Regions from separate parts of the Homo sapiens genome. Here regions 2 and 3 are each linked to region 1. Evidence: chromatin contacts called from ENCODE Hi-C or POLR2A ChIA-PET data. All regions are on one chromosome and are shown on one strand. The core of a region is the stretch at or near the end of the contact, and the rest is flanking DNA. Distances in the headings are between cores, read along the strand shown. Region 1 holds the start of APOL3 (apolipoprotein L3). Region 2 has its middle 8.8 kb from the start of MIR6819. Region 3 has its middle 37 kb from the start of RBFOX2.

Region 1 (4,968 bases), core at 842-3,341:
TAAAAATTAGCCGGGCGTGGTGGCACGCCTCTGTAGTCCCAGCTACTCAGGAGGGTGAGCTGGAGAATCACTTGAACCCAGGAGGCGGAGGGTGCAGTGAGCCGATGGTGCTACTTGCACTCCAGCCTGGGCGACAGAGCAAGACTCCGTCAGAAAAAAAAGACTAATGAATGCGATGCCTCCCTTAAAGAAATGAGGAGGAAAAGAAGCTGCACAGAATCAAAGACCCTTCGAGGCCACGACACAGAGGTGAGAAACACAGGGCTCCATGAAGTGAAATCTGAATAGCAGGTGTGAGTGTGCGTGTGTGTGTGTGTGTGTGTGTGTGAATTTGTGAGTGTGTGTGTGGCATATGCAAGGTTTGCCTTTTATTTGGTTGCCAGCATGTCAAATGTAATTGCACCTGAGTTTATAGCAAATGTTCCGTCATCTGAGCTCTGAGGAGCCAGGCCCACCCTCTCACCTGCTGGGCATCACCTGGATCTGAGAAGCCCATGCAGGCCTCCAGCTCTCCCCACTTTCCTGCAGCCCCTGCAGGCATCTGGGCTGCAATGTCAACTTTCCCCTGACTCGCACTGCCCCGCCTCCCACCTCACCCCAGATGGGGTCAGCAGCCTGCTGGGGGTCAGCAGGGTAGGGCATCCTAACCCCCTAAGGCAGGTGAAAAACCCTGAGGCTCAGAGAGGGGAAGTGACTTCCCCAGTGTCACACACCTCTTGGAGGGCAGGGGGAAGGTCAACACCTGACCTCCTGACTCTGACATTGAAGCAAGAAAGTATAATGTTAATAATCCAAAATCTTCCAGGTTTGTTTCTGCTTCTACAAACACAGAGGGCTAAGCTCACGCTCCCACAGTTATGCTCACGCTTCCACAGTTTGACTTTTAATCTCATGATTGTCAAGCTGGGATCATGTGGCAGACACCATTCTGCAACATGCCGTTCTCACTGCCCCTGTCTGGGCCATCTTTCCCACTAGGGAACAGCACAGCTTCTTTCTTCTCTATCACCCAGAGGCCTGAAAAGGAACCAGGTGAGTGTCAGGGACATGGAGTCCTGTGATCTACCTGCTCAACTTCCTGACATGGGACCCTCAGCGAGTCACTCATCTCCCATGGCCTCAGTTTACCCACAGGGCCTGGCTCAAGTAGGTGCTCAGAGTCAGGGTGGGTGAAACAACCTCTGGGTTCCTTGTTATCTCTTTTCGCTCTCTCTCTCTTTTTTTTTTTTGAGACAGAGTCTCACTCTGTCAGGAGTGCACTCAGGCTGGAGTGACTGGTGCGATCTCGACTCACTGCAACCTTCATCACCTGGGTTCAAGTGATTCTCATGCCTCAGCCTCCCAAGTAGCTGGGATTACTGGCTTGTGCCACCACGCCCAGCTAATTTTTTGTATTTTTAGTAGAGGCAGGGTTTCTCCATATTGGCCAGGCAGGTCTCGAACTCCTAACCTCAAGTGATCTACCCGTCTCGGCCTCTCAAAGTGCTGGGATTACAGGCATGAGCCACCGCGCCCAGCCAGGTTCCTTGTATCTCAAAGGAAATCCTCTGTCCCCATCGGGCCTCAGCAGCAGCACCCTGGGGCCAGCCTCAGGGTGGCCAGGCCACAAGAAGGACAGGCCAGGCTCTGGATCACCTCCTGTCCTCCACCTTCTCTGGTTCCTCCAAATATTCTAAAGGAATGGACAGTCCCAACATCTGCCTTCCTTCTGGGGTCACCGGGCCATGTCTCACGCAGGCTGGAACTAGAGCTGAGCCCTAGGAAGCTTTGTGAACCCAGCTGAGCTGATTCTGCCTCTGTCTCTACTGTTTGGGGGCCCAGAGAGAGGGAGGGAGAAGTCCAGCTAAAACCTGGGTGCAAATTCAGGCTCTGCCATGGACCGAGATGTGACCTCAGTCAGTTACCTAACCTCTCTGAGCTCATCTACAAAAGGTGAATGACCCTTCTCTTATAGAGCTGCTGTGAGGATGGGGAGATGGGGAAGGTCAGACCACCCCTAACTTACCAAGGAAGCTTCTCTTGAAAGAGTGTGAGCAAGATCCAGCTGTTCTGAGCTGTGTGGATCCCACCTCCAGCCGTGCATCTGCATAATAACCAGACACGTTCTCCAGGCTCTGAGATATACCCTGGAACCCAAAAGGGAAAGTGAAAGTCACAACTTGGCAGCAGCTCCTGATCAAACATGCAAAACAGGATGCTTCCCAGCCCCACCCTTGGCCCAGTCCCATCCTTGGTCCAGCAGCACCCTTGGTCCCACCCTCCTGCTGATCCAAGAGCAGCCCCAGACGTCCTTCTTGGCCAACCCACCTGCCTCCCATACTTAGGGTTGGGGGTTTGCTGTGTCTTCAGGAAGAAAGACCTACCACTGAAAGACTATGAGACCCTCCAGATTACTCCCCACCCCCAATAACACCACACTCCCCAGATGCCCACCTCACTCCCTCCATGCCATCAGCATTACCACAGTCCATCACACATGCCGGGTGGACGCTTATTGCATATTGATTGTATTGCTGTTGGGGTTATTTTGTTGTTTTGTTTTGTTTTGTTTTTGAGATGGGGTCTGGCTCTGTCACCCAGGCTGGAGTGCGGTGGCACAATAATAGCTCACTGTAGCCTCAAATTCCAGGGTTCAAATGAACCTCCTGAGTAGCTGGGACTACAAGCATGAGCCACTCGGCCTGGCTACTTTTAAAAAATGATTTTGAAGGGGTGAAATCTTACTATTTTTACCAGGTTGGTTTCAAACTCTGGCCTCAAATGATCCTCCTGCCTCAGCATGAGCCACCGTTCCAGACCTGCTCTTGTCGAACGCCATACCTGTGTGGCTTCTGGACACTTCCTTATGTGGGTTCTTCTGCCAGGAGCACCTGCTACCTTCACCTGGAAAAGTCACGCTCCTCTATCAGAATGCAAATCTAGCATTTCCTCCCCTGAGAAGCCCCCTAGCATCCTCTTCAGCAGAGCCCACTGCCCCATGTTCCACTCCTGTGGCACTTTTGTTAGGCTGTTGTAATTGGCCACAGTCCCAGGTTGACTGAACAAAGTGGGGGGCGGATGTGGGAGTAAAAGACAAAGACAAAAGAGTATATTAGGAAGAAGGGGTCAGGGGGTTCCTTGCTTCTAGTGAACAAGGGCTCTGAGCTTTTCAAGCTCTCTGAGTTTATTAGGTAAAAGAGATGACGAGAAAAAGGTGGGGGGGTGATTGTCAGGTAATTGTCAGTCAGCCGTTTGGTTCACAGCAGGCTTGCAAGACTGCATCCTTCAAATAATAGGTGCTAGATATCCCAACAGATAACTTCAAGGAGCCCAGCACCAGGGAGTGATGGCCCTCAGGAAACCTTCTGGCGGCGGGTGCAGTGTGAGTTTACCCACATCCCGCATTCATGATAAACAGTTTGCTGTTTGATCATATAGCCTCCAGTGAAATGCTGAGTTGGTCACAATCCCTTTGGCCTTTTCAGCTCCCAACAGGCAGTTAAGTAGACATTAGCAGCTGGGAGGAGAAAAGAGAGCAGAAAGCCTGTCACTGCAACAGCTCCTGGCCCACCTAAGTTCAGCCCCAGAGCCATTCTAAGACCCCCCTAACTGATGAAGTTGGTGGTATAGTTTGTGGCCAGCACATCCTGAAGAAAGAGAAACTAGGGCACAGGTGGAAATTCCCTAAAGGGGCACATGCCCAGTAACATGAAACTGTGCCCTCAGGTCACCCCAAGTTCATTATACCATCATTATAATAAAATGTGGTTTTATTATACAAAAGCCCCAGAGTGGGCTTTTCTGTGAAAATTATGGGTAAAAACATGCATTGCCTAATTTTAGTTATATAACCATAAACTGCCAATCAGATGACATCGTCCTTTACTCAGACACAGCCCCAACCTCAACTTCTCTCCACAAACCGCACAGAAGCACCTTAAACTCTATATAGAGGGGCTGACTTCACTTCACAGAAATTAGCCCACTGTCCCTCTGAGAGTGTCTAACTGTGCTTCAATACACTTTGCTTTGAGCTTGCATTTTGGAGTTAGCCTGCAATTGTTTGCTCACTCTCAGAAGAACTGAGATTACTGGTCCAGAACTCCAGCTCTGTTAATCTCCTCAGTTAAAGGATCCATCCCAGCGCAGAATTCCTGGTAATATCTTAGTGCTGTGACCTGGATGATTTACGTTCAGCATGGCTTTTAATATGTGCTTGATTTTAGCTTGGGGAACTGAAACATATTTTGCTAAAATGCTTCCTTTCGCTTTGGGTCAAGATGTTTGTGCTATGTTTCGCTGCTTGGCTAAGAGAAGTTGCAATGAGTGTTGTATTTGCTGCATTAGAGAGGGGGTATATCCCCCAACATGCCACCAATAACTTTTAGAGAAGGGCTTAGAGAAATCTTCTCTGGATTTAGGTTTAATTAGCTGTTTAACGTGATTAAACAACTTCATTAGGTTGTAGTGGCCATTGAAGCCCAGAGCTTGTTAACAGCCCAGGGAAGCTTTGAGAGGCAAAATGGTTTCTTATGCTCTGGCCACAGAGCCAGGAATCACCCTCAACTCCCTTTAGACTGGGCATTTTGGCTGGATGCAATTTTTAAAATTACTGATTAAGAGAGCCGATTGGGATTCAGATCATGGGATAGCTTGGATAAATGCTAAGTTTAGAGGTTTACAGCCGGGAACGAAGGGTAGGCCCATAGTGGGTCATAACCTTTGGAGAACTCCCCAAATCGTCCTCGCCCACCCTTTTGGGCACTCACCCCACCCGAGGCCCCCTCCCTGCCACACTGCCATAGGCAGCAGCACAGCTTCTGAAGATCGTTTTGCAATTTTTTTTCCTTTTTCTTTTGAACAGAGCTTCATTTCTTTTCTTTCTTTCTAACCACTTTTATTCAGAATCTAGGGGACAAATGTTTTCAGCAAGGCTGTAGTACCCACTGTAGGAAGGGGTCTCCATGCTGGGCACAGCCATGGTCCACA
Region 2 (4,968 bases), core at 992-3,491, 120 kb after region 1:
AAAGATACTATTATCACCTGCATGCTTCAGATGAGGAAACTGAAGCTCAGAGAAGTTAAGCTAGTGACAGCACCTAACTAGTGACACCCGGAATTCAAACTCAGGCTTCCTATCTCCAGAGCATGCACTCTCACTATTTCATGTCCCAGCATAAGAAAATTATTTAAATATATTTATTTACTCCCTAAAGAAAAAGCTAGGGCCGGGCGTGGTGGCTCACACCTGTAATCCCAGCACTTTGGGAGGCTGAGGTGGGTGGATCACCTGAGGTCAGGAGTTCAAGACCAGCCTGGGCAACATGGTGAAACCCCGTCTCTACTAAAAGTACAAAAATTAGCTGGGCACAGTGGCATGTGCCTGTAATCCCAGTTACTCGGGAGGCTGAGGCAGGAGAATCGCTTAAGCCAGGGAGGTGGAGGTTGCAGTGAGCCAAGATCGCGCCACTGCACTCCAGCCTGGGTGACAGAGGGAGACTCCGTCTCAAAAAAAAAAAAAAAAAGAAAAAAGAAAAAGCTAAAATTGGGACTAATTGCTCTTAATTTGGGTAAGTGGAGCCGTCTGTACTAATTGATTGATTGATTGGGAAGGGGTAAGTAGAGCCCTCTGTACTAATTGATTGGTCTTAACCATCTGCTGCACTCACTTATTACTTTATTTTTTTAATTTAAGAGGACAGAATTCAGTTTATAGTAGTTAGTAACTGCTAACCTCAATAGCAAGTTAGGTTCTGGTGTCACCTTCCTTGAAGGTTATGGAGCAATGTGAACATGTGCCAGTGAGAAATAAGCCTGCCTCTGATATGGAAGTGCTGGGAAGGGAAGCATGTAGTCCCTTTAAATGATATGGATCCCACCTCTGGGAGGCCTGTAATCCCAGCACCTGTAATCCCAGCACTTTGGGAGGCCAAGGCGGATAGAGCACAAGGTCAGGAGTTCGAGACCGGCCTGGCCAATATGGTGAAACCCCGTCTCTACTAAAAATACAAAAATTAGCTGGGCATCGTGGTGGGTGCCTGTAGTCCCAGCTACTCGGGAGGCTGAGGCAGGAGAATTGCTTGAACCCGGGAGGCAGAGGTTGCCGTGAGCCATGATTACACCACTGCACCCCAGCCTGGAGACAGAGTGAGACTTTGTCTCAAAGAAAAAAAAAGAAAAGAAGTGGGGGCCTCACACACAGTTTCCTGGATAACAGGAACTATTGTAAGAGATCCCACCAAACCACAACCATGCAGAATGAATCACAGCCCTGCACAAAGGCCACCTCTATGAGGACATCTGCCCAACAACTGTCTGTTTAACCTTGAGCTAAGGTGACCCTTGTTATTAATTCTTGTACCTAGGGATCATTATTTAAAATAACTTACATAATTCTCCCCATTTTGGCTTTAAAAACCTCTGCTTTCAGCCGGGCGTGGTGGCTCACGCCTGTAATCCCAGCACTTTGGGAGGCTAAGGCGGATGGATCACCTGAGGTCAGGAGTTCGAGACCAGCCTGCCCAACATGGAGAAACCCCATCTCTACTAAAAGTACAAAATTAGCCGGGCATGGTGGCACATGCCTGTATTTCCAGCTACTTGGGAGGCTGAGGCAGGAGAATTGCTGGAACCCGGGAGGCGGAAGTTGCAGTGAGCCGAGATCGCGCCACTGCACTCCAGCCTGGCTACAAAGCGAGACTCCGTCTTGGGGCAAAAAAAAAAAAAAAAAAAAAAAAAACACCACCTCTGCTTTCCTTTGTCTCCCTGAGTCGGCCTGTGGTCCCACCATGGGGTGTCCTGGCACATCATGTATTCCCAGATTTACAAATCCTTCTGCTCATTCCAGAATAAACTTGTTATCTTCAGAGACTCCCTTTCTGTTGTTATTTTAGGTTGACGACAGACTCCCTGAACGTAATCTCATAGTGGAGCAACCAGAATGGGGACTGCAGACTCAAATCCAGGTGAGAATCAGGTGTCTCTTAACTTCAGGGACGTGGGACGTGAGCAGAGACCATCCATTTGGAGATTCCGAGGATCTAGTGACTAAGAATAGGGCTCAGTTTCACCATCAACACCGCAGGAAAATTCACCCAGGATGTCTGCAGCTCCAGAGGAGGGGGCTTGGGCCAAAATCTTGGGTCCATATGCAATTTCGGCCACTGAGAAGGCAAACCCAACTCGAAGGGGGAAATGAACCCTGAAATTGCTTTGGAAGATGTGCGGTGACATCGCCAGCACCACCTAGTGGAAGCTGGAAGTGTGGACAGCCCTCCTCACAGCCACCACCCCCACCCCGCCCTGCCCCGCCAATGGAGAGGTGTGCTTGGCCAGGTCATGCCCGATGTCATTGTCTGTGTGCACCATGACAGGGACCCCAGCGCCCTGTTCTGCTCTTTTTCAAGGCACCCTGGAAGGAGGTGGCGAGCTTCAAGCTGGGCATTTGACAATGGGGGCTTCTGAAGGCATCAGTGGCTAGCGGAGACAAACAAGCCTAGGACTGCAAAGTGCAGGGGAAGGGAATTGTGTTTCATGCCCACAGCCCCTGGGGACCCCATAGGAGGCTGAGGGAGCAGCCACTGGTCCCGGCCACTCACAGCCCGGCCACTAGCAGTGTCTCATGGACAATCCTTTTTGTCTTTCCTCATATGGAAAAATTGGGCCCTGAGTAACAGGTGTCAGCTTCAGGAAGGTTCAGAAGTAGGTATAAAAATGACAAACACAATCAAGCTCATATTTTCCTGCTGAAGTCTAGACAAATGTGTGTTTCATTTTGATGCACATATAACATTTAAGAGAACTGGACTCATACACAGAGTTAACAGAGTAGTTTTTGGATTCAGATTTGAAATAGGTAATCGAGTAATTGATATAGATGCAGGATTTCAGCTTGAATGCCTCTCTGCTAGTAGGTACTGAGGGTGCTGCAAATAAGCTTTAGCCCAGGGAGAGGGAGAAGCATCTAGCTCAGTGGATCCCAAACAGGAGAAATGAGGAGTGGAGGGTAGGGAGGGTGCTGTGAGCACCCACAGCAACAGGATCTCTGGAACATGCACCAAGGGACATGCGCCAACCTCTATCCCCTTCCCTCCAGCAGCCAAGAGACAAAGGAGACTCTTGTCTGGAGTCATTGCGGTGCCAAAGCATGACCTTAAAAATGATAGCAACTTAGCTGGGCGTGGTGGCTCACGCCTGTAATCCCAGCTCTTTGGGAGGCCGAGGTGGGAGGATCACCTGAGGACCTGAGGTCAGGAGTTCGAGACCAGCCTGGCCAACATGGTGAAACCCTGTCTCTACTAAAAATACAGAAATTAGCCGGGTGTGGTGGCAGGCACCTGTAGTCCCAGCTACTTGGGAGGCTGAGGCAGGAGAATCATTTCAACCCGGGCGGCAGAGGTTGCAGTGAGCTGAGAGCGCACCACTGCACTCCAGCCTGGGTGACAGAGCGAGACTCTGTCTCTAAATAAATAAATAAATAAAATAATAGCACTTAGCTGCTGTGGAAAACTATATGACGGTTCTTTGAAAACTTAAACATAGAATTACCATAGGATCCCTCAATTCCACTTCTGGGAATATACCCAACAGCATGAAAACAGGGACCTGACCAGATATTTGTACAGTCATGCTCATAGCAGCATCGTTCACCATAGCCAAATGGTGGAGGCAACCCAGGTGTCCATTGACAGATGAACGGATAAGCAAAATGGTACGTGTACCCACAGGGAATATTATTCCGCCTTAAAAGAGGAAGGAAATTCTGACCCATGCTGTAACAAGGATGAACCTTAAGGACATTCTGCTAAGTGAAATAAGCCCGTCACAAAAGGACACATGCTGTATGATTCCGTTCATGTGAGGTTCTTACGGTGGTCAAATTTATAAAGATAAGGAGCAGAGTGTTGGTTGTCAAGGGCTGGGGGAGGGAGAATGAGCAGTTCATGTTTACTGGGTACAAAGTGTCAGTTTTGCAAGAGAAGAGTTCTGTGGATGATGGTGGTTGTGCAACAATGTGAATGTAATTCCACGAAACTGTTCACCTAAAAATGGTTAAAAAGGCAATTTTAGGTTATGAATATCTTACAGTTAAAATCTTTAATTAAAGTCCTTTCAAAGCCCAACCTTTGCAGAAAAAAAATTATAGCACCTGAGCCCTTTTTGGTTTGCAGAACATTTTCACACACATAGTCATACATGCTTCAACGACGGCCCTGTGATAAAAACATTTATTAATTTGGCTTCCCAGAGGAGAAAACTAAGGTTCAAATGGGGTGAAACGGCCAGGTGTGGTGGCTCATGCCTGTAATCCCAGCATTTTGGGAAGCCGAGGCAGGTGGATCTCCTGAGGTCAGGAGTTCGAGACCACCCTGGCCAACATGGCAAAACCCCATCTCAACTAAAAATACAAAAATTAGCCAGGTGTGGTAGTGCACGCCTGTAGTCTCAGCTACTCAGAAGGCTGAGGCACGAGAATCACTTGAACCTGGGAGGCACAGGTTGCAGTGAGTCAAGATCGCTCCACTGCTCTCCAGCCTGGGTGACAGGGACTCTGTCTCAGAAAAAAAAAAAAAAAAATCCAGGTGTGGTGGCTCACGCCTGTAATCCCAACACTTTGGAGGTCAGGAGTTTCAGATCAGCCTGACCAACATGGTGAAACCCTGTCTCTACTAAAAATACAAAAAAATTAGTCAGGCATGGTGGCGGGCACCTGTAATCCCAGCTACTCGGGAGGCTGAGACAGAAGAATAGCTTGAACCTGGGAGGCGGAGGTTGCAGTGAGCTGAGATTGAGCCACTGCATTCCGGCCTGGGTGACAGAGTGAGACTCCATCTCAGGGAAAAAAAAAAAAAAAAGATTCTGACAAAATGCCATGAAGATCGTTTGTAGATCTTGTCTTGCTAAAGTGGAGTTGGATTCAGAGGGTTGGGGGCGGGGTCTGAAATAGTTTCTAAGCAGTTCTCACGTGGAGCCAACGCTTCTGGTGCAAGGACCG
Region 3 (4,968 bases), core at 1,677-4,176, 95 kb before region 1:
CCTGACATGGTGGCATACGCCTGTAGTCCAAGCTAATTGGGAGGCTGAGCTGGGAGGATCGCTTAAGCCTGGGAGGTCAAGGCTGCAGTGAGCCAAAATCACGCCACTGTACTCCAGCCTGGGTGATAGAGCAAGATCCTGTCTCCAGAAGAAAAAAAAAAAAGGCAATGGGATTGGGAATAGGAGAGGAGAGTATTTTTGCAAGGAACATTCTATAAGTAGAAATGACAGGACATGTTGGCTATCTGCCCACACTCACCCACCCATTGCTCCTCCCCATAGCAGTATCACTTTCATCTAAATTCCTTATAGTCTTGGCTGTCCTCTCTAATGGGCTTCAAGCTTAATGTGTCCCAAAATGGATTCTTGATTTCTCTCAATCTAAACTTATTCCTAGAGTCTTCCTCATCTAACAAATAAATACATATATAGCAACTCCATTCTTCCAGTTGCTTAGGCCAAAAACAATGAAGGCATTAAATCCAGCAGCAAATCCTGTTAGCCCCATCTTTTTTCTTTCTTTCTTTCTTTTTTGAGACGGAGTCTCGCTCTGTTGCTCAGGCTGGAGTGCAATGGCATGATCTCGGCTCAGTGCAACTCTCCCTCCCCGGTTCAAGCAATTCTCCTGCGTCAGCCTCCTGGGTAGCTGGGACTACAGGCATGTGCCACCACACCCGGCTAATTTTTGTGTTTTTATTAGAGATGGGGTTTTGCCGTGTTGGCCAGGCTGCTCTCGAACTTCTGAACTCAAGGGATCCACCAACCTCGGCCTTTCAAAGTGCTGGGATTAAAGGCATGAGCCACCATGCCTGGCCACCTCCATCTTTAAAATGTTCCCATAATCCAACCACTTCTCACCATCCTTGACTACCTCTCTGACCTCATCTACCACCCTCTCCCTTGCTCCCTCTCCTCCAGTCATGCTGTCCTTGATTATGCTAAGCACTCTCCTACCTCAGGGCCATTGCACTGGCTGTTCCCCCTGCCTGGATTGCTCTTCCTTCCGGATATCAACAGTGATTACTCTCCTACTTGCTTCAGATCTTTGCTCAACCGTCTCTTTATCAGAGAGGGCTTCCCTGAACCCATGTACACATTTCCTATTTGCATCTCTCTTTATCCTGCTTTACTCTTCTGGTTAGCCCTCATCACAACCTGATGTGTTACAGATTTATTTTCATTTGTTTGTATATTTTATGTTCCCCTCCAGTAGCATGTAAGCTCTATAAGAATAGAGACGCTTAGTTTGTATTCCTCAATACCTAGAATGAGCCCTAGCCCAGAGCAGATACTCAACATTTATTTTGAACCAATGGATGAATAATTTGACATTTACATACGTTTTTGTTTGAAAAAAGTTGAATACCACTAATCTTTGGACAAGACGATGGGAGCCTGACATAATCCCTGATGGCACCTGATACAATAGTTAACATGTACTGCCTTAGGTGTTTTTTAAGGTATTCTCTTATTCTTTCTCTTTCTAGCAACCTAGGACGCAGATGCCATTATCCCCATTTTACAGAAGAGGAAATTGAGGTAAAGAGAGATTACATAACTTGCCCAAGATCACACACTAGTTAGCATCAGAGCAAGAGTTTGCACCAAAGCAGCTTGGCCCTATAGTCCACATTCTCTCTCTTTTTTTTTTTTTTGGAGATGGAGTTTCGCTCTTGTCGCCCAGGCTGGAGTGCAATGGCTTGATCTTGGCTCACTACAACCTCAGTCTCCCAGGTTCAAGCGATTCTCCTGCCTCAGCCTCCCGAGTAGCTGGGATTACGGGCGTGTGCCACCACATCTGGCTGATTTTGTATTATTAGTAGAGACGGGGTTTTGCCATGTTAGCCAGGCTGGTCTCGAACTCCTCAGGTGATCCACCCACCCTGGCCTCCCAAAGTGCTGGGATTACAGGTGTGAGCCACCATACCTGGCCTAGTCCACATTCTTAAACACTCTGCCATGATACTTGGATCTGGAAGTACTCTAAACATCTAGTATAAAGGGGTTGGACCGTGATCTCTAAGATGCTTCCAGTTCTATGGGTCTGTGAGCTTGAGATTCTACTACTTAGAATATTCATTGATTATTGACTTAATTAGTTAGCTAATTCATTTCTTCAACACATATTTATTAGCTATTCACTACATGCTAGGTTCTGTGCTAGGCACTTCCCATATATTTTCTTTAATCCTGAGAAGTAGGAATTATGATGCTTATCTTACAGATGAGGAATCTGAGGCTTATAGAACTTAAGAATTTATCCAGGGTCCAGTTATTAGCAGGAACAAGATTCGAGTCCCTGTCTCAGGTCTGCTTTTTTCCAAAACTCAAGCTCCTTCCCTGACCCTCGCCTGCTTCTCTTCCAGCTTGCGGGGAGCTTTTGGGGCCCTACGTGCGTGAAGTTCCAATGAACCCACGGAGAGGCCTGTAGGGGCAGGGGACAGGGGGTGCCTCTTCACCTCTGAGGCAGGATTTCAGAGTCTGAGAGCACCAGTTTGGTCCAGAAACCCTGGCTGGGACGTTAGTAAAGGGGCAAGAATTCACAAACCCTCACGAGGTGTCACTTTTTGTCCTGATCCTCTCCTTTCCCTCCAGCCTGCTGTGGCCAGCGTCAACCACTGCGACATATAACATGCCACATCACCAGACAGGCCAGGCTGGGATCCCAGATAATTTGACAGCAGGGGATTTTCACCATCGGACTGCTTTCCAGTCAGGCAGCACTGAGGCTAATTAAAGCTCCCTCTGGGGCATCAGGGAGAAGGGAGGAGACAGGCACGACCAAATCTAAAGACATACTCGTCCGGGAATCAAGCGAGGGAGGCGGAGGTAGAAGCCTGGCTCGGAGGAGCTCACAGCGGGTCCTGCAGGCAGAACGCGGTCACGTGACTGATGTCCCTCCGGCTGGCAGCTAGCAATACCCCGGATTGCAAACTCTCGAGGTCTCCGCCCATTTCATGGCAGGAAATCAGCGTTTTCCAAGAACGCCCAGTGGCGCGGGCACGGGCCTGAGTCCCGCCGCCCACTGCTCTCGAGAGGCCGGAGCAGCAGCTCCGTGGCGCCCCCTGGAGGCCGCCCCTGCTGGCGCCGTCCCCCGGGTGTCAATAGGCCATGGCGCGCCTCCCTCTCGGTTGAGAGCTGTGGGAGCCCAGGACGTGCCTATTAAAGGTATCTTTTGAAGTGAGAGGGACAAGAAAACGCCTTCTCTTTATGTGACTCTCTGTTCCCCAGCAAAGTTGCCAGGGTCCCCAACAATCGTAGTTTCTCCTTCACGGGAGGTTCCCCTGACGTCCTCTAGAGGGCGCGCGCGCACGGCCAGGGCGATTTCGGGGTCCGCAGCCCACGTGCTGCGCGGTCTCTTCTCCAGGCCACCCCGCTTGTCTAGCTATGCGCTGGGGGCAGGGAAAGATCTCCCTGTAAGATCTCCCTTACATGTGGACATCTGAGAGCTGAGATCTCGATGACCCCGGAAGACCCTTACACCCGGAGTGGAGCGGAAGCAGGATGAGAGAATATTGACTGAGCCCTGCCAGCCACTGTTCTAAGCACTTTTTCCCTGTTCCTGCCGATTTGCTCCTCACAACAACCATAGGAAGTGGAGACTATGATTATCCCCGTTGCACAGTAAGGAAACTGAGGCAAAAGGCGGTTAGGTAACTTGGCGATGTCTCCCGGCTAGGGATAGCAGAATGGGATAGAAACGCAGGCCACGCGGTCTGGAGCGGTGGCTCACGCCTTTAATCCCAGTACTTAGGGAGGCCGAGGCGGGCGGGTTACCTGGGGTCAGGAGTTCGAGACCAGCCTGGCCAACATGGTGAAACCCTATCTCTACTAAAAATACAAAAATTAGTCGGGGTGGGCACCTGTAATCCCAGCTACTCGAGGCTGAGGCAAAAGAATCGCTTGAACCCAGGAGGCAGAGGTGGCAGTGAGCCGAGATCACCCCACTGCACTTCAGCCTGGGTGGCAGAACAAGACTCTGTCTCAAAAAAAAAAAAAAGAATAAAAAAAAGAAAGGCAGGCCACCCGGTGGTGGTCCCTGTGCTCCTCCCCACCCACCCCCGCACTGTGCTGGGCGGTGAGGAGGCGGCTGGCCCAGGAGGTGGGGGTGTGGAGTGGGGCACATCAGAGATTTCAAATTGACCAAGGTCTGTTTTGTGTCAGTTTGTCAGTTTTATGTGTCAGCTTGGCTAAACTATGGTCTCCTGTTATTTGATCAAACACTAATCTATTTTTTCTTTTAGTTTAAAAAATAATAATTAAATGAAAAAATCCTGGCTAATGTTTTTTTTTTTGTAGAGACAGGGTTTTGCCTTGTTGCCCAGGCTGGCCTCTGACCCTTGGGCTCAAGTGATCTGCCACCATGCCTAGCCTCAAACACTAATCTAGATGTTGCTTGAAGGCATTTTGTAGATGTGATTTGTCTATAATTAGTTTACTTCAAGTAAGGGAGATTATCCCAGATAATCTGGGTGAGTCTGAAAGACTTTATGGGTAGAACTGAGGTGCCCTTGAAGAGGAAGAAATTCTGCCAGCCAATAGCAATTTCAGCTTGTGCTGAAGAGTTCCAGCCTTCCTAACAACCAGCCCTACAAATTTCGGACTTGCCTAGCCAGCCCTGTGTGTATAAACCAATTCCTTGCAATAATCACACCTACACCCTCACCCCACCCCCCTCCCCAAATACATGTATATATGGAGAGAGAGGGAGAGAGAATATAAAATCATACATATATCATATATCTCCTATTTGTTCTGTGTCTTTAATTTCTCTAGTTGACCCCTGACTGATGCAATGACCCAAGAGCAGGCAGATGCCCGGGGGGCGTTTATGATACCTCTCCTAGGACTTGGCTCAATCTGAGTCCCTCAACGGCCATCTGCAACCCTGAGGAGGGTAGGAAAATCCCAAATTGACTGAGATTACATTTCCATCATCAACAGCAATGGAGAATCAATAAAGAAATT

Evidence for each region. A loop is a pair of places that touch in the nucleus more often than their neighbours do. ChIA-PET counts read pairs that join two places held with the same protein, here RNA polymerase II (POLR2A). Pooled maps may share reads with other maps.
Region 2: a loop to region 1 is called in a map of prostate gland, with 3 times the contacts of the local background. The contact joins the enhancer-like site here to the promoter of APOL3 in region 1. A Hi-C loop is called at or near these places in 1 of 168 maps with a recorded cell type or tissue (prostate gland) and 5 of 50 pooled maps. POLR2A ChIA-PET finds 5 or more read pairs at or near these places in 7 of 52 experiments (H1, activated CD4-positive, alpha-beta T cell, activated CD8-positive, alpha-beta memory T cell and 3 more).
Region 3: a pooled map shows a loop between it and region 1 (2.6-fold over the local background). The contact joins the enhancer-like site here to the promoter of APOL3 in region 1. A Hi-C loop is called at or near these places in 1 of 37 single-sample maps with no recorded cell type and 4 of 50 pooled maps. POLR2A ChIA-PET finds 5 or more read pairs at or near these places in 5 of 52 experiments (A549, H1, Panc1 and 2 more).

The regions. Positions count from the first base shown.
Region 1 is chr22:36,158,664-36,163,631 of GRCh38, forward strand. APOL3 (apolipoprotein L3) reads right to left here and starts at 2,092. Exons shown (of 4, transcript NM_145639.2): 1 at 2,006-2,092. RefSeq lists enhancers at 3,011-3,584, 3,536-3,695.
Region 2 is chr22:36,275,615-36,280,582 of GRCh38, forward strand. No RefSeq gene overlaps it. Among named protein-coding and RNA genes, the nearest start is that of MIR6819, 8.8 kb to the right of the region's middle. Within about 2 kb of position 2,242, at least 6 of the 41 ENCODE cell types and tissues checked have a DNase peak (open chromatin) inside an H3K27ac peak, as active enhancers do.
Region 3 is chr22:36,063,010-36,067,977 of GRCh38, forward strand. No RefSeq gene overlaps it. Among named protein-coding and RNA genes, the nearest start is that of RBFOX2, 37 kb to the left of the region's middle. Within about 2 kb of position 2,927, at least 32 of the 41 ENCODE cell types and tissues checked have a DNase peak (open chromatin) inside an H3K27ac peak, as active enhancers do; they include Panc1, where a contact is called at or near this core.